Regions from separate parts of the Homo sapiens genome. Here region 1 is linked to region 2. A link is a loop called in an ENCODE intact Hi-C map of the cell type or tissue named here. Cell type or tissue: heart right ventricle. All regions are shown on one strand.

Region 1 (8,000 bases), 390 kb before region 2:
ATTTTTAAAATTGTTTTTAAGTGAAAGCATTTGACTAGAAACCACATCATTTTAAAATTCTGGGAATTTTAAAGAGAAAAGGAGAGGGAGATTTTAAAGTCTGCTGCTTACAGTTTCCTCAAGATAAGCAAATCAGGCATCATAGCAGACCAGTAACTTCATACGTATATATTTGGTGACCATGAGATCTAGAAGTTAGCAAACCCAAATATTTTAAAGTCACCTGGAATTCCTACTACATCAAAAGGCTGAGAAGTTGAATAACTTTGGCCATAGGTTGTAGGTAACGTGTTGAGGAGTTTACTTCACTTCTAAGTGCACAGCAAAGAGTGGCCTACTATAATTTATCTGGCTGATAAAACTACAGGAGCTCTTTCCGTAGGCTTGATTACACGGGCAGCATGAAGAAATGCATGGTGGTTTTGTGAAGGCAGGGGCCATCAGTCCTTTCACATACACTGCAATATCCTCCAAGTAGGATGCAAAGACTGGATCAGTGATGTCCCACGGCCACACCCAGGGATGAATCCCTTCCACAAGTCAGACCAAAGGAAATGGCCACTGAGACTGAGCTAAAACCTCGTTGATCTGATGTAAGAAAATACCCAAAACCTGCAGGCCAAAATCACTCACACGACCAGCTGATGCGATGTGAATTTTAGCCTCTTTCATGTCATCTGATGATCTCAGCAGAGAACAAAAAGGTCCAGTGTTCACCTGGCCCTGCCCTTGAGGGACTATTTGGGTTCTCCAGAAGTGGACCCCAAGGCAAAGACTGGGTACCTGTGGCTTATCTGGGAGGTGATCCCAGGAAGCACAGGTAAGGGAGGCTAGTGAGCCAGAGAAGGAAACAAAACCAATGAAGGAATGTGACGAGCAGGTTGCCATTGTAGACAGCTCAGTACGGCTGGGGTCCCTCTGAGGGACCATGTGGAATGTGGCTCTGAACCATCACTATGAGGGGTGGGGAACTTATCCACCTATCCCAGTCCACAGCAACTGAGGGTTGTTCCTGGGGTGTTAACACCCAGCGCTTCTGGACTATACTGATGTGGGCCATGCATGTTCCCAGAGCCCGAGATGCAGGCAGTGATCAGGGTGTTCAGCGTGTCTGAGTGACCACTGGCATGGCCCAAGGTGTGTGGACAGGACACCAACATCAAGGTCCATGGGGCCACCTATAGCCGAGAACTCTCTGGCTTCGTGTCTGGCCTCTGAGTAATACCGGTTCCCTGACTATTCTTTGGAGGTAGAGAATGAACCACAAATACAAAAGACCCCAACTCCTGTCTACACTTACCACGGCTGAGCTGCGAGGCTCTGAAGTCATTTAACCTCATCAAGGGTGAGTTTCCTCACTGGCCCAGAGAAGGATTTGGAATAGGTCATTTCTGAGAATAAAACCTGCCCCCCCAATAACCACGGGCTGTTCTGAGGCTCCCACAGGCTTGCACAAGGCCCTCCCCAGCGTCCTGCATCTGCCTGCTGTGTTTATGATTTCTACTATTATCCAAGGACCACCTGCATCTTATTCACTCTGTATTTGTCTTTAAAGGTACTCATTCTTACGTAGGTTTATTTGGAAAGGAATATTTTATGTCATCCGCTGTAAATAACAGGTAATCATAAAAAATTCACAACTATTAAATATCACTCCTCCATGCACTTTCTAAAGTCACCTCCCATTTCAACAGGGTTCTGCACCCACACTGTGGAGAAAACCAAGCTGGTGTCTGTCACATCAAGTGCTCTGTAGTAATAACAGTGATCAGGGATTCAGCACCACCAGGTGATGGGCAAGTCATATACATTATTACATCATTTAGTTCTCACTAGGCACTTTCACTCCTATGGTGGGTGGGGAGTATTGTGATTCCATTTCACAGATGAAAAAACCGAGGCTCAGAGGGACAAGGCAATTGGCCCACAGTCTCACAGATGCTCAGCTGTAGCAGGAGGTTCCTAGTCACAGGCTACACTCCTCGCTGGGGCTCTGCAGCTCACCTGCGGGCAGTACTGTCTTACTTGGACCCAGGGGCCAGTCATGCTAATTGCCTGTGCTGGTCTCACCCACATTCTTGGTAGCATCTTTCCCCAGAACCTTCATAATATTCTTACAGGGCTGATACTTCAAATGTCCACACTCTATGTCACAATATACATGAAGGTGTATTATGCGATGCCTTTTCCTTATTTTTCGTTATCTATGTTGCCTTATTTTTTCTACTGAGAATATGGATTGCTTTTGTAAAAAGAGAAAAACAACAGAAAGTTTAAGCTTGTTTTTTAAATTCACTGTCATTTTCCATCAAGGGTAAAAGAGGAACCCCATTCTTTCTCCCCTTTATTTGAAGAGTACCCAGGATGGCACTGCGTGAGTGACAAGTGAGGACAGATGCTCACAAAGCAACATGTGGAAGTGTTGGGGAGAGGGCCTCGGAGGGCCTGAGGGGTGCTGTGAAGGGTGCTGGGTCCCCGTGTCTGAAGGCCATGTTCTGGCAGTCTGAGGTTGCACAAAACAGAAGAATGGGGATGAGCTACAGGTGTCAGCAGAATAGCAGAGTGATGTCAGACACTAATAAGGCCCAACTCCCAGCTCAGATGTCCAACAGGCTCGAGGCCATCGTTTTCCAAGCCAACTATTGAGCGTGTGTCCTCAGGGCCTTCCTGAAGTGCATTCTCACTGCCATCTCTGTGTTTCTATCTAGGGTGCCCAAGTGTCCTACTAGCTGTCCTGAGAGTCCCAGCCTGCATTGACTGACCTGTGTTATTACAAACTGCACCCTCTTTTGCACACTGTCCTGGTTTGAACATATCATACGTGCTCACGCGCAGAGGGGCAGGTAACATAGACAAAGCAAAATTGGGTTTCCCCTAGATTCTAGTTCTGATTTTCCCCTCAACCAGCAGAGTAATCCTAGACAGCAAAGGCTGGACAAAGTGAAGGGATGGCAAACATCCGGCGCTAACCCTGACTGTCCAAAGAGGCTGCTTGGAGTTCCATGTGGCAAAGAAGCCTAAAGCATACCTGGGCATGGCAGGGAAGAGTCTGCGGTTTTGTCAGCAATTTTGATGAGTTGTAGGCATGGAAGGGGCGGGGAAGGGCAGCCCATGTGCCCTAATCAAGCAGCCTTTCCACTAAATAGTCTCCATGGGTCGTTCTGCTCTGACATTGGAGCTCAAAAACGATCAGAAAAGGGCCATGCTTAAAGCTATGTGCCATCCCTGGTTCTGTACAACCCTGGTGGTCCAGAATCATTCTGCTTTTTGGTGGTGGGATTCTCCCAGCAAAAGCAGAAAATCCAATCAGTTAGTTAGAATCATGATGAAGAATCCCAAGAAGGAAATCACCACTGTTCTGTAAAGAGCAACTCCACATAACCCTGCAGGAAAGTCAAGTGGCTAAGAACCCCTGGCATCTCCCCTGGGGCTATTGGTCACGCTATAAGAGGGAACTCTAGAGGAAATAGAAATTTCTTCCTCTGTTATCTTGAGACTTCTGTGGAGCCGCAATCTCAAAACTCTTAGCCAATAGGACAGAGGTATCACTGTGTCCAAATAACCACTGCCCAAAGCAAGGTCCTTCCTAAATTTGGTGTTGGGCATCAGTATGTCTGACAAGTAAAACAGCAGCTTGTCACTGTAACGCCGGCAGGTTTTGCTAGCCTAGCATAACCAACAAGCTTCATAGTCTGTGTTTCTCTCGTGAGAGAGGGGTGTGTGTATGGGTGTGTGAGTTCACTCATAAAGACTCAATTGAAATTAACAAGTCAAGAGACAGAGTGACTGCAAAAGAAGTAGTGACCGCCAAAGTAACACAAAGAGGAAGCCTGTAAAACCTGCACTTCCACCATTCCATTCAACACTGTAATTAAGCTACGTAAACCCAAGGATGTGTTCCGCTCACCTTGTTAAGCCGTTCAAGCATTTCTTTTAGCAGGAGTTGACATTCGCACTCATTTTCATACCTGCAAATTGGACACATAAGTGAGAGTTGGGTAACTACCATGCTTTCACATGTATGGATCACATAATCAGCATTAAATTCAACCTGGGTACGATGCCCTCTCCTTTAAGGAGAGGGTCTTAATTTTAAAGTAGTAGCTAACGAATGCTGCATTTCCTAGCTGACTGCCTCCCAATCAGAAAGTGGTACCATTTGCACACCGCGTGGGGTAACCAGGGGCAGTTAGCGGAATAGGAGTCTCCCAGCCCGAAGGCACCAACCCCAGCCCCTACAGCCTTATTCCCAGCCACCCCAAGGATGAGGGAATTATATCCTAGCCTATCTATAACCCAAGTGCAGCAGTGGCAGAGATGGGAGACTGCCCTGCACAATCTACACCACCATTAACCTGACCGTACTTGGATTTCCTATAGTATTTTATTTGCTGACACATGTAATTTGTCAGTTTTTCTGGATTATGTCATTTAATCCTTACATCACCCCAGAAGAAAGCAGTTATTGTTAGTGCTGCATTAAAGATGAGGAAACTCAGGCAGATGCTCCGCACACTTTTCCCTCCTCCCAGCAGCATCACTCCCCACACAGCGATGGCCTCCTCTGGGCAAATGGGTGGGGCAGGCTGGACGTGCCAGGGAGTCAGGGCCTCTGGGAGCAGCCCACAAACTCTGAATGAGGCAAATTGGAGCATAAGTACCCCAGCTCCTTTTCTGCTCGGCTGGGACAACTGAGGCACGTCCCTCTGGGGGAATTTTAACCCTAAAGAGAGAAGATTCCTTCCTAAATGACCCCTCCCCTTGTTCCCTATAAGGTGACCCCCAAATGCCCATTCTTGCTGTCTTCAGGAGTTAGAGCCCTTGATGCTTGGCAAGCACAGGACTGCCTAGAAGGGAGACTACATTTTCCAGCATTCCTTGCAGCCAGGTGTGGCCATGTGACTAAGTCCTGACCAATGGGATGGAAGCATAAGTCTGCATGGCAGCTTCCAGATACCTTTAGTTAAGTAATGGTGTATGTGTGCCCTTTGCTTCTCATTTTCCATCCCTCCCTCCATCCTGCAGCCAGAAACATGAATGCTGCCTTCCTGAAGGCCACACAGAACCTTCTGTGTCCCAAATACTGTACAGTATCATACTAAACTGCTTAACCAGACCTTACACAAGTGAGAAACATTTTGGATAAGCCAATGACATTTTGGGTAAGCCAGTATCACTTTTTCTGTTTTTTTCTGTATGGCGGGGGGGGGGGGGGGGGGGCTGGTAAAATATGCATAACATAAAATTTACCAACTTAACCATTTTAAGTATATAGTTTGTGATAGTAAATATATTCATAATGTTGTGAAATCACCACCAACATCCATCTCTGTAACTCCTCATCTTGCAAAGCAGAAACTCCGTACCCATTAAATACTAACTCCCCATTCTCCCCATCCCCAGCCCTGACAACCACCATTGTACTTTCTGTCTCTATGAATTTGACACGCCCAACTACCTTATGTAAGTGGAATCATACAATATTTTTCTTTCTGTGACTGGCTTGTTTCACTTAGCATAATGTCTTCAAGTTTCAACCATATTGTAGCATATGTCAGAATTACCTTCCTTTTTAAGGGTGTATAATATTCTATGTATCGACCACATTTTGTTTACGTATTCCTTTGTCAGTGGACACTTGGGTTGCTTCTACATTTTAGCTATTGTGAACAGTGCTGTTATGAACACGTATATGCAAGTAGCTATTCAAAACCCTCTTTCAATTCTTTTGGGTATATGCACAGAAATGGAAATGTTGCATCATATGGTAACTCTATTTTTTAATTTTTTGAGGAACTGCCATACTGTTTTCCACAATGGCTGTACCATTTTACAGTCCCATCAACAGTCCATAATTTCTCCACATCCTAACAAACACTTATTTTCTGTTGTTTTTTGTTTTGTTTTGTTTTTTATAGTTGCCATCCTAATTGGTCTGAAGTGGGTCAATGTCAGTTTGGAGTTTCTGTCCTTTATAGTTGAAAGCAATCCTAATTAACACTGAGCCCAATCCACAAAGCATAGTTTTCTGTGCCCTTGCATGCCCATGCCATGGGTTCAAGTCAAGTATTCTGCAACCATGAAAGGTGCTAGAAAACCACACCACCATGTTCTCAGAAGGAAAAGTCATGAACTGAAGGAAGAACAATTATGAATATGTGCAATGTGCACGCATTCCCAGATCTAAAACCATCTGCGAAGCTGAGTTCTATCTAGGAAACTAAACATCTCTGCATAAGTTTTACATTTCACATCAGGATGTTACATTTAGTAGTTTATTTTGTGTGTTGCAATAACAGAGCCAGAAATTAGTTTTTAAATGTATAATTAGCTTTGAGAATAAAACTTAATAAAATCTAATTTTCTTATTGCTCTTTCCTGCTGGAAATATCTAAGAGTTTCCATAGCTTAAGAACATGTTTGAGGATCAACACATTAACCTGATATTGTGAGTAATTTTCATGCTGTAAAGACAAGTCTAGATATTATATTAAAGAGAAGTGATTTCCGGGCGCGGTGGCTCACGCCTGTAATCCCAGCACTTTAGGAGGCCGAGGCGGGCAGATCACGAGGTCAGGAGATCGAGACCATCCTGGCTAACACGGTGAAACCCTGTCTCTACTAAAAATACAAAAAAATTAGCAGGGTGTGGTAGTGGGCGCCTGTAGTCCCAGCTACTTAGGAGGCTGAGGCAGGAGAATAGCGTGAACCCAGGAGGCAGAGCTTGCAGTGAGCCGAGATCACGCCACTGCACTCCAGGCTGGGTGACAGAGCGAGACTCTGTATCAAAAAAAATAATAAAATAAAATAAGAGAGAGAGAGAGAGTGATTTCACTACAAAGAATTCATGATGTGTATATTCATATAAGTATATTCATAAAGTGAAAAAACTGGCTTCAATTAACTGTTTTACATAAATTATTTTTAGTTTTCAACAATTTGAATAATTGACTCTGTTGTTGTATTTTGATAGTTTTGTTTTTATTTCATTCTTGTTTTATTCAGTGTTTTGTTTAGTCTTTGACCTGTTAAAGACCTGATTTTGAAATTATTCAACTGCCAGGTAGAGACTATGCCTAGCACTGGCATGGAACCAAGCCTGCACATACTAACCCATTGCTGCATTATTTTCCCCTGGCTTTAGGTAGCCATCAACTCACCTCTGGAATGTAAACTCCAGCCTGGCATGTATGTGTATGTGTGTGTGCCTATGGATGTGGATGAGCATTTCTATAATGATTTTCAGTTCCCACTACCACAATCCAAATGTCAAAACTTCTCCAAGGGGGCAAAGGGAGGGAATAAATTAATATGAATTTTAAATAAATCACAGAGCCTGATGGAACTGCTTCATGATGGGCATATAACTCAGAACCAAGTGCAATCAGTAAAGACCAGGAAAACCCAACATGGCCTTTCCTTCAACTAGGACTCATGGATGTCATGCTTACCAGCCAAAGTACAGTAGACTATGGTCTAATGCCAACACAAAGGCCATCCAGGGAATCTTGATGGTCCATCAAGCTGCCCCGGATGTCTGAGCCACAGGGCACTTTCCCCCTTTGCTTTGGAGAACATGAGCTTCATCTGAATGAGGTCCTATTTCTGGGCCTTAGGCTGCAGGAGTCCAAGAACGGATTATCTCAAGATACAGTGTTCCCGAAAGAGCATAGGCCCAGGGTGAGAAAACCCAGGTTCAAGTTCTGCCACCCACAGGCCCTCTCCCAGGCTCAGTTTCCCCATGAAGTTCTGTAACAAGTGGATTTTCAGGTCCCTTCTACCAGCTCCAAGTCTGTTTCTACAGATTAAACCCCAAGACAAAAGAGCTGACAGGAATCGAATCAATAAATGTGATTTGATAAATGTGTTCAGAACACAACAATGAATAACCTGCCCAAGATTCAGATTGAGAAACTGGAACTCAAACATAGAGCAGGTTTACAGAAATCCTCTGACTACCCTATGCCAAGGGTTCCCAAATCTGGCTGGAATGACCAGTG
Region 2 (8,000 bases):
GTGAATTCCCCACCCCAAATTCCTAGGGATGCCGCTGGCTTGCCCCACCAAATCGGTCTCTCCTATCTGCCTGTATTGCTGGTGGGAATGTACTTTGGTTTGACTTCCATAGGAGCTGGTTTGGCAAAAACTATCAAAACTACAAATGCACACTGGAGGTACAAATACAACAGGAGGTATTTATGCTACGATAAACTTGCACACGGATGAAACCATGTATGTACTTGGTTATTTGTTGCCTCATTGTGATGCTGTTTGATCAAAACAGACCCAAATGCCCCTCAAGAAGGCCATTAGATAAATACTAATATGTTTTGTTTTGTTTTGTTTTGTTGAGATGGGGTTTCACTCTTGTTGCCCAGGCTGAAGTGCAATGGCATGATCTTGGCTCACTGCAACCTCTGCCTCCTAGATTCAAGTGATTCTCCTGCCTCAGCCTCTCGAGTAGTTGGGATTACAGGTGCCCATCACAACACCCAGCTACTTTTTGTATTTTTAATAGAGACAGGGTTTCGCCATGTTGGCCAGGCTGGTCTTGAACTCCTCACCTCAGGTGATCCACCCACCTCGGCCTCCCAAAGTGCTGAAATTACAGGCATGAGCCACCTCACATGGCCGTATTTTTTTTTTTTTTTTGAGACAGAGTCTTGTTCTGTCGCCCAAGTTGAAGTGCAGTGGCGCAATCTTGGCCCACTGTGACCTCCGCCTCCCAGGTTCAAGCAATTCTCGTGTCTCAGCCTCCCAAGTAGCTGGGATTACAGACGTGCACCACTATGCCCAGCTAATTTTTGTGTTTTTAGTACAGACGGGGCTTCACCATGTTGGCCAGGCTGGTCTCGAACTCCCAACCTCAGGTGATCAGCCTCAGCATCCCAAAGTGCTGGGATTACAGGCGTCAGCCACCATGCCCAGCCTTAATATGTATTAAGTATGTATATTCATCTTAGTCCATTTGTGTTGCTATAAGAAAATACCTTAAACTGGGTATTTTGAAATTTATTTATTTATTTATAGACAGGGTCTCACTGCTACCTTCATCTTCCAGGCTCAGGCTATCCTCCCACCTCAGCCTCCCGAGTAGCTGGGACCACAGGCGAACACCACCACATCCAGCTGATTTTTTGTGTTTTTGGTAGAGAGGGTTTCACCATGTTGCCCAGGTTGGTCTCAAGCTGCTGAGCTCAGGTGATCTGCCTGCCTTGGCCTCCCAAAGTGCTGGGGTTACAGGCATGAGCCACCAGGCCCAGCCTTGAAACTTATTGTATTTATTACAGCTCTGTTGACTGGAAAGTCCAAGATCCATCATTGCTGCCTGGTGAGGGATGCTCTCTGCTTCCAAGATGGCACCTTGCCGCTGTGTGCTCACATGGTAGAAAGTGGAAGGACAAGAGACTGCTCCCTTCAACCTCCAGCCCTTTCATAAGGCTGCTAATCCCAGTCATAAGAGCAGAGCTCTCATGACTTAATCACCTCCCAAAGGCTATACCTCTTAATACTGGTACATTGGGGATTTCATTTCAACAGGAATTTTGGAGGGGATTGCATATTTATTGTACTTTATTCATAATTTAATATCTATTTTAAAAATTATAGCCACATGCATGCAATGGATACTATTCAGGCACAAAAAACAGGATTCTCTCTATATACAGACATCGAAAGTCTTCCGAGTTATATTATCAAGTGAAAAGAAAAGCAAGACACATAACAGTTATATAGTACAAAATCTTTTTCCTTTTTTTTTTGAGACAGAGTCTTGCTCTGTCACCCAGGCTGGAGTACAGCGACACAATCTTGGCTCACTGCAATCTCCGCCTCCCAGGTTTAAGAGATTTTCGTGCCTTAGCCTCCCAGGCAGCTGGGACTACAGGCATGCACCACCACACCCGGCTAATTTTTGTATTTTTAGTAGAGACAGGGTTTTGCCATGTTGGCCAGGCTGGTCTCAAACTCCTGACCTCAAGTCATCCTCCCACCTTGGCCTCCCAAAGTGCTGGGATTACAGGTGTGAGCCACTGCACTCAGCCTACAGTACAAAATCATTTGTGGGGTTTTTTTTTAAAGGTATGTGTATGGAAGCTGGGTGTGGGAGGCTTACACCTCCCAGCACTTTGGGAGGCTGAGGCAGGAGGATTGCTTGAGCTCAGGAGTTTGAGACCAGCCTGGCCAACATGGTGAAATTCCATCTCTACGAAAAATGCAAAAATAAGTCGGGTGTGGTGGTGTGTGCCTGCAGTCCCCGCTACTCAGGAGGCCAAGGTGTGAAGGTCGCTTGAGCCCAGGAGGCTGAGGCTGCAGTGAGCTGTCATTGTGCCACTGCGTTCCAGCACAGGCGACAGAGCAATATCTTCTCTCAAAATTTTAAAAAAGGTGTATGGGGTAGGGTGTAAAAGAATATATTTGCTCTGTCACCCAGGCTGGAGTACAGCGACACAATCTTGGCTCACTGCAATCTCTGCCTCCCAGGTTTAAGTGATTTTCGTGCTTCAGCCTCCCAAGCAGCTGGGACTACAGGCACGCACCACCACACCTGGCTAATTTTTGTATTTAAAATACACCTCCCCCATAAAGTCTTTGCAGGTGTTGGGGAGTGAACCCAGGAGGTGGAGCTTGCAGTGAGCCAAGATCACGCCACTGCACTCCAGCCTGGGTGACAGAGCGAGACTCTGTCTCAAAATAAATAAATAAATAAATAAATAATTTAAAAAAAAACTTTACTCTTGGGTTCAATACTGGGGGATTGCAAATTAAACTGAAAAAAAGACAGATTAGCAAGAAAAAAGAGTTTAATTACCCGGGGAATGCACAGACACATAGAAGTGCTCAATGACGGAGTGGTTAGAACTGGGGGCTTATATGCCTTAGAAGGAGAATAGGAGGGCTACCATGGGAAGAACAAATAGATTTACAAATGGGTTTTTAGGAGAAGAAACAGGGTATTTTAGAAGTTTGTGATGAGGTTTATTTATGCAGGTGCAAATAGTCTCTGTGTCTTCCTCATGGCCATGAAACTCCCCTGAATAGAAGATTTGTGGTAGGTTTATTCTTGGTCCCTCTCCTGGAAGTGGAAGCTGCCCCAAAGACAGAATGTATGGCAGTCTTCAGTTCCAAGTGGGCCGCACACAAGGATACACAAGAAACTGATAATAGTGGTTACACATTTGAAGGGCAGGGGATAGAGGTGAATGAAAACCAAGAAGTTGTGAACAGGGACTTGGGAAGACGTTTTTAGAAATTTTTTCATCTTTATTTTTTAAATTTTAGAAAGATATGAATATATTGCCCATTCAGAAACAAACAAACAAACAAAAAACCCTAGGTTCTAAGAGTGATTGTAATTCATTTAAGGAGTGGTTTCCCCCTATTTAGGAAAAGATGGATCGTGCCTCATTAGCAAGGCCTAGTGGGATTCAGCCCTGAGGGAGGTGCAGGAGATTTTATCATCATCTTTGTCAGCATCACTGCACTTTCTACAGAGAAGGTTACAGAACAGGGTCAGGTCGTCGCCCTTTCTACTTTGCTTAGAGGGACGCTTACAGCCTGTGTCAGCTGTCAGTCCCAAGACCTCTGTCTCCCCAGTCTCCTCCAGCCTCCAGAAAAACAAAGGCAGCTGTGGAGGGTAGAGGATGGGCTAGGGGTGGGACCCAAGACTCACTGGACAATGGAAACCTTTCCCCTTCAAGCAGATGTCAGGATTATTATTTGCACTTTGCATGTGGAAAAGAAGGACTGTAACACGCTGACAAATGCCTGCATCTTGTTCTAAAATTCCTGACTTGTTGCCAATAAAAGAATCAAAGTGCTTTCTAGCTCAGAGAAAAAGCTGCTGCTAATTTGAAGAAGATTCCAGAATAGAAATTCAGGTCAACCAAAGGTTTTTCAGACAGAGTTGATGAGCAGGTCTTACATGGCCTGAAATTCAAAGATACAAACCAGAGAAAGAAGAGATCAAAGCTCTTGTCCTGGGGACACATTAAAAACTAGATCTGGACACATCTCAGTTCTGGAGCCAAGCAATTCCTCCCTCAGGGTGTCGAAACTAGTCTTCTCCTCAGCCTAGAGCCCTCCTCTCTAAACCTGCTTATTCTGGCCCTGTCTTCTCATCTTGGTCTCATCTTGGTCTCTTTGAGGTAGAAAATCAGCAGGACTTATTTTCTGAGCACCTGTAAGGCCCCTGCTGATCAAAACTAGGATGCAGGGCCGGGCATGGTGGCTCTCATCTGCAATCCCAGCACTTTGGGAGGCCAAGGCGGGCGGATCGCTTGAGGTCAGGAGTTCGAGACCAGCCTGGCCAACATAGTGAAACCCCGTCTCTACTAAAACTACAAAAATTAGCCGGGTGCATTACGCGTGCCTGTAATCCCAGCTACTCAGGAGGCTGAGGCTGGAGAATTGCTTGAACCCGGGAGGCGGAGGTTGCAGTGAGCCAAGATCGTGCCACTGCACTCCAGCCTGAGTGACAGAGAGAGACTCCGTCATACACACACACACTCACACACACAAAAACAGGATGCAGTAAAGAAGCCAGCTGAAACCAGTACATGGCCACCAAAGTGACCTCTGGCTGCCCTCATTTTTCATTACTAAATAGACTCCCACCGGTGCCGTGACAGTTTACAAATACCATGGCAATGTACCGTGGCAATGACCCAGAAGTTACCTTATATGGTTCCAGGAACTCTCCACCCTTTTTCTAGAAAATTCTGAATGACTCACCCCTTCATTCGCATATAATTAACAGTGGGTATAAATAGAACTCCAGCAATCCAAGCGGTAGCTCCTGCTCTGATTCCTCCTCCACATTGCTACTGCTGCCTCACACTGCCACTGTTGCTCAGGACTGCTCTGTGGAGCAGCCAGTTTGCTGTACACTGCTCCTCTGGGCTACTCTGGGCTACTCTGTCTATGGGACAGCTCTGCCCTGTCTGCGGAGCCACCATTTTGCTATACACTATTGCTCTAATAAACTTGCTTTCTTTCACTGTCAACTCACTCTTGAATTCTTTCTTGAGCAAAGCCAATAACCCTCCCAGGCTAAGCCCCAATTTTGGGGTTCATCTACATCAGGCTCAGAGAGACCTTCTCCGATCATCCAAAATATACAGTCCATCCAATGTATCTAACATATTTCCTATTTTATTCTCTTCATAGCACTGACCACAAATGAATTCTTACTTATTTGCTTATCATCCTTCTCTTCCAGCTAGAATGTGCTCTCATGGTACAGTCGTACTGTTTTGTCTCCCTATGTCCCCAGTGTTTAGAACAGTTACTTAGTACACAGCAGGTGCTCAATCAATATAGGCTCAGTTAATGAAAAAATGATTAAAAGTTAAACTTGAGATGTCTGTGAAATATCCAAGGAGTGGTGTCAAGAAGAGAGTTGTCAAGTAGTCAAGTGTGGGAAAGATCCAACCTAGAGGTACATATTTGGGTATTACTGGAACAAACTCAGTTTTTTTAAAATTGATAAAAATTGATGACAACAGCAAAGGAGAATTTAAAGAAGGAAGAGCCTGAGCTCCAAGGAGCCCAAAATTTACAGGTTGGGTGGAGAAAAGGGAACAAGCAAAGAAGAGTGAAAGAGATCAGTGAGGTAGAAGGAAATCCAAGAGATAAGTTATCCCAGAGGCTAAGAGACAAGACTGTTTCAAGGATGAGGAAGCAGCCACCTATGTGGAACACCACCATTGGAATTGCCAGCATGGAGATTGTCTGGGCCCTGATAAGAGCAATTTCAAGGCAGCGGTGAGGGCAGAAACCACTGGTGGATGGGAGGTGAGGCAGTGGGAGCACTGAGTGTCAATGACTTCAGAAGTTTAACTGAGAAGACCAGCGGATAAATTGGATGTAGCTATAGGCAGATATAGCTCAAAGAAAAATTCTTAGCCAGGCGCAGTGGCTCACACCTGTAATCCTAACACTTTGGAAGGCCGAGGGGAGCAGATCACCTGAGGTCAGGAGTTTGAGACCATCCTGGCCAACGTGGTGAAACCCTGTCTCTACTAAAAATACAAAATTGCTTGAACCTGGGAGGCGGAGCTTGCAGTAAGCTGAGATCGTGCCACTGCACTCCAGCCCGGGTGACAGAACAAGACTCCGTCTTAAAACAAAAAAAAAAAAGGAAAAATAAAAGAAAGGTTCTTTTTCTGCTCAACTTTTTATTTTTATTTTTATTTTTTTTAAATTGGAAGAATTATATTACCAGATTTTAATACTTATTACAAAGCTATAGTCATCTTGACTTATGTGGTATTGGCAAAAGGAGAGATGTACAGATCAATGGGAGAAAATAAAAAGTCTAGAAATAGACCCATACCAATATGGCTAATTCCTAAAAATGAAAAACCTACAGAAAAGTTGAAAGGATAGAACAATGAACACTTCTGTACCCTTCACTTTAATCATTTGTCAACCCTTTGTCACATTTAATTCCCATGCACATACCCGCATGTATTCACTTTGGGGTAAATCACTGGAAATAAAGTTGCAGACCCCCCTGTATATCAGCATGCTTTTCCTAAGAACGAGCTCATTCTCCCACATGACCTCATGATATATCCCACTCAAAGAAATTTAGCATCAAAGTTATCTAATAAAGAGACCATATTCACATTTCCCCAAATGTTTAAAAATGTCCTTTGTAGCTTTTTCTCTGGTCCAGCATCCGATCAAGAGTCATGCATTCCATTTGGTTGCCACATCTCTGTAGTCTCCTTTAATCAGAAACAGTCCCCTGTATTTTTCTGTCTTTCATGCCACTGACATTGGAGAGTTTGGGCTGGTTGTCACGTAGCATGTCCCACATTCTGGATTGTCCTGATTTTTTTGTCATGATTGGATTCAGGTTAAACATTCTTGGCAAGAATATCACAGAGATGATATGAACTCTTAAGGGTGAATCTCTGTTAAAGGTGGACAACACTCAGCCTACTTAAATGCTGACAAAAAGGATCCAGTAGATGGGTGATAGAAATTGGAAGGAAATTTGGACGGGGAAGGAAATTAGAAAGATGAATGAAGTAATGAAGTTTTGAGTTGGCAAGAGAGGTGGAGTCAGAGCACAGGCAAAGGGGTTTGCCCTGACAGGGAGCAGACGCATTTCGTCGGTCGTAACAGACGAGAAGGAGAAGATGCTGACAATGAATGTGGTCTGAAATCGGGAGAAGGAGTGTGTTTGGATTTGATGGCTTCTTTTTGGATTTGACGGTCTTCTTCTCAGTAAAATAAGGCAGCATCTGCGGGTGAAACTGACAGTAAGAGTAGAAGAGTGGAGGGGAGTTTAGAGGAAGAGAAAGTATGACAAAGTCATTGGTGGCAGTGGCAAAGCAGGCTTCCTGGAGAAATATAAAAAGCTAGGCATACTGTTAGTGGGAATGTAAACTGTGGAAAACAGTATTGTGGTTCCTCAAAAAATTAAAATAGAATTACCATATGATCCACCAAGTTCACTTCTGGGTTTATACTCAAAAGAATTGAAATCAGAACTTTTAAGAGACATTCATACACCCTGGTTCACAGCAGCACTATTCACAATAGCCAAGAGCTGGAAGCAACTCAATTGTCTGTCGATGGACGAATAAACAAAATATAGAATACACAGTGGAATATTATTCAGCCTTAAAAAGGAAGAACAGTTGGGTGTGGTGGCTCATGCCTGTTATCCCGGCATTTTGCAAGGCTGAGGCAGGCGGATCACCTGAGGTCAGGAGTTCAAGACCAGCCTGGCCAACATGGTAAAACCCTGTCTCTACTAAAAATACAAAAATTAGCCAGGTGTGGTGGTGCATGCCTTTAATCCCAGCTACTCAGGAGGCTGAGACAGGAGAATCACTTGAACCTGGGAGGCGGAGGTTGCAGTGAGCCGAGATTGTGCCACCACACTCCAGCCTAGGTGACAGACAAGACCCCATCTCAAAAAAAAAAAGAAAAGAAAAGAAAAAGGAAAAAGGAAAGACATTCTGACACATGCTATATCATGAATGAACTTTGAGGACATT

What was found. Peaks named below come from ENCODE experiments on the same cell type or tissue, not always from the same donor. Only the 100,000 strongest peaks of a DNase experiment are listed, where the experiment ranks them.
Region 1: it touches region 2 in a loop (2.7-fold over the local background); 13 of 110 quality-filtered maps call a loop at or near these places.

Annotation. Positions count from the first base shown.
Region 1 is chr20:17,520,941-17,528,940 of GRCh38, forward strand. It overlaps BFSP1 (beaded filament structural protein 1), which reads right to left. Exons shown (of 8, transcript NM_001195.5): 2 at 3,908-3,968. Among named protein-coding and RNA genes, the nearest start is that of BFSP1, 6.4 kb to the right of the region's middle. In heart right ventricle, no CTCF peak of the experiment used is centred here; no DNase peak of the experiment used is centred here; H3K27ac peaks cover 486 bases.
Region 2 is chr20:17,906,386-17,914,385 of GRCh38, forward strand. No RefSeq gene overlaps it. Among named protein-coding and RNA genes, the nearest start is that of SNORD17, 53 kb to the right of the region's middle. RefSeq lists a silencer at 675-836. In heart right ventricle, no CTCF peak of the experiment used is centred here; a DNase peak (open chromatin) is centred at 4,598; H3K27ac peaks cover 1,759 bases.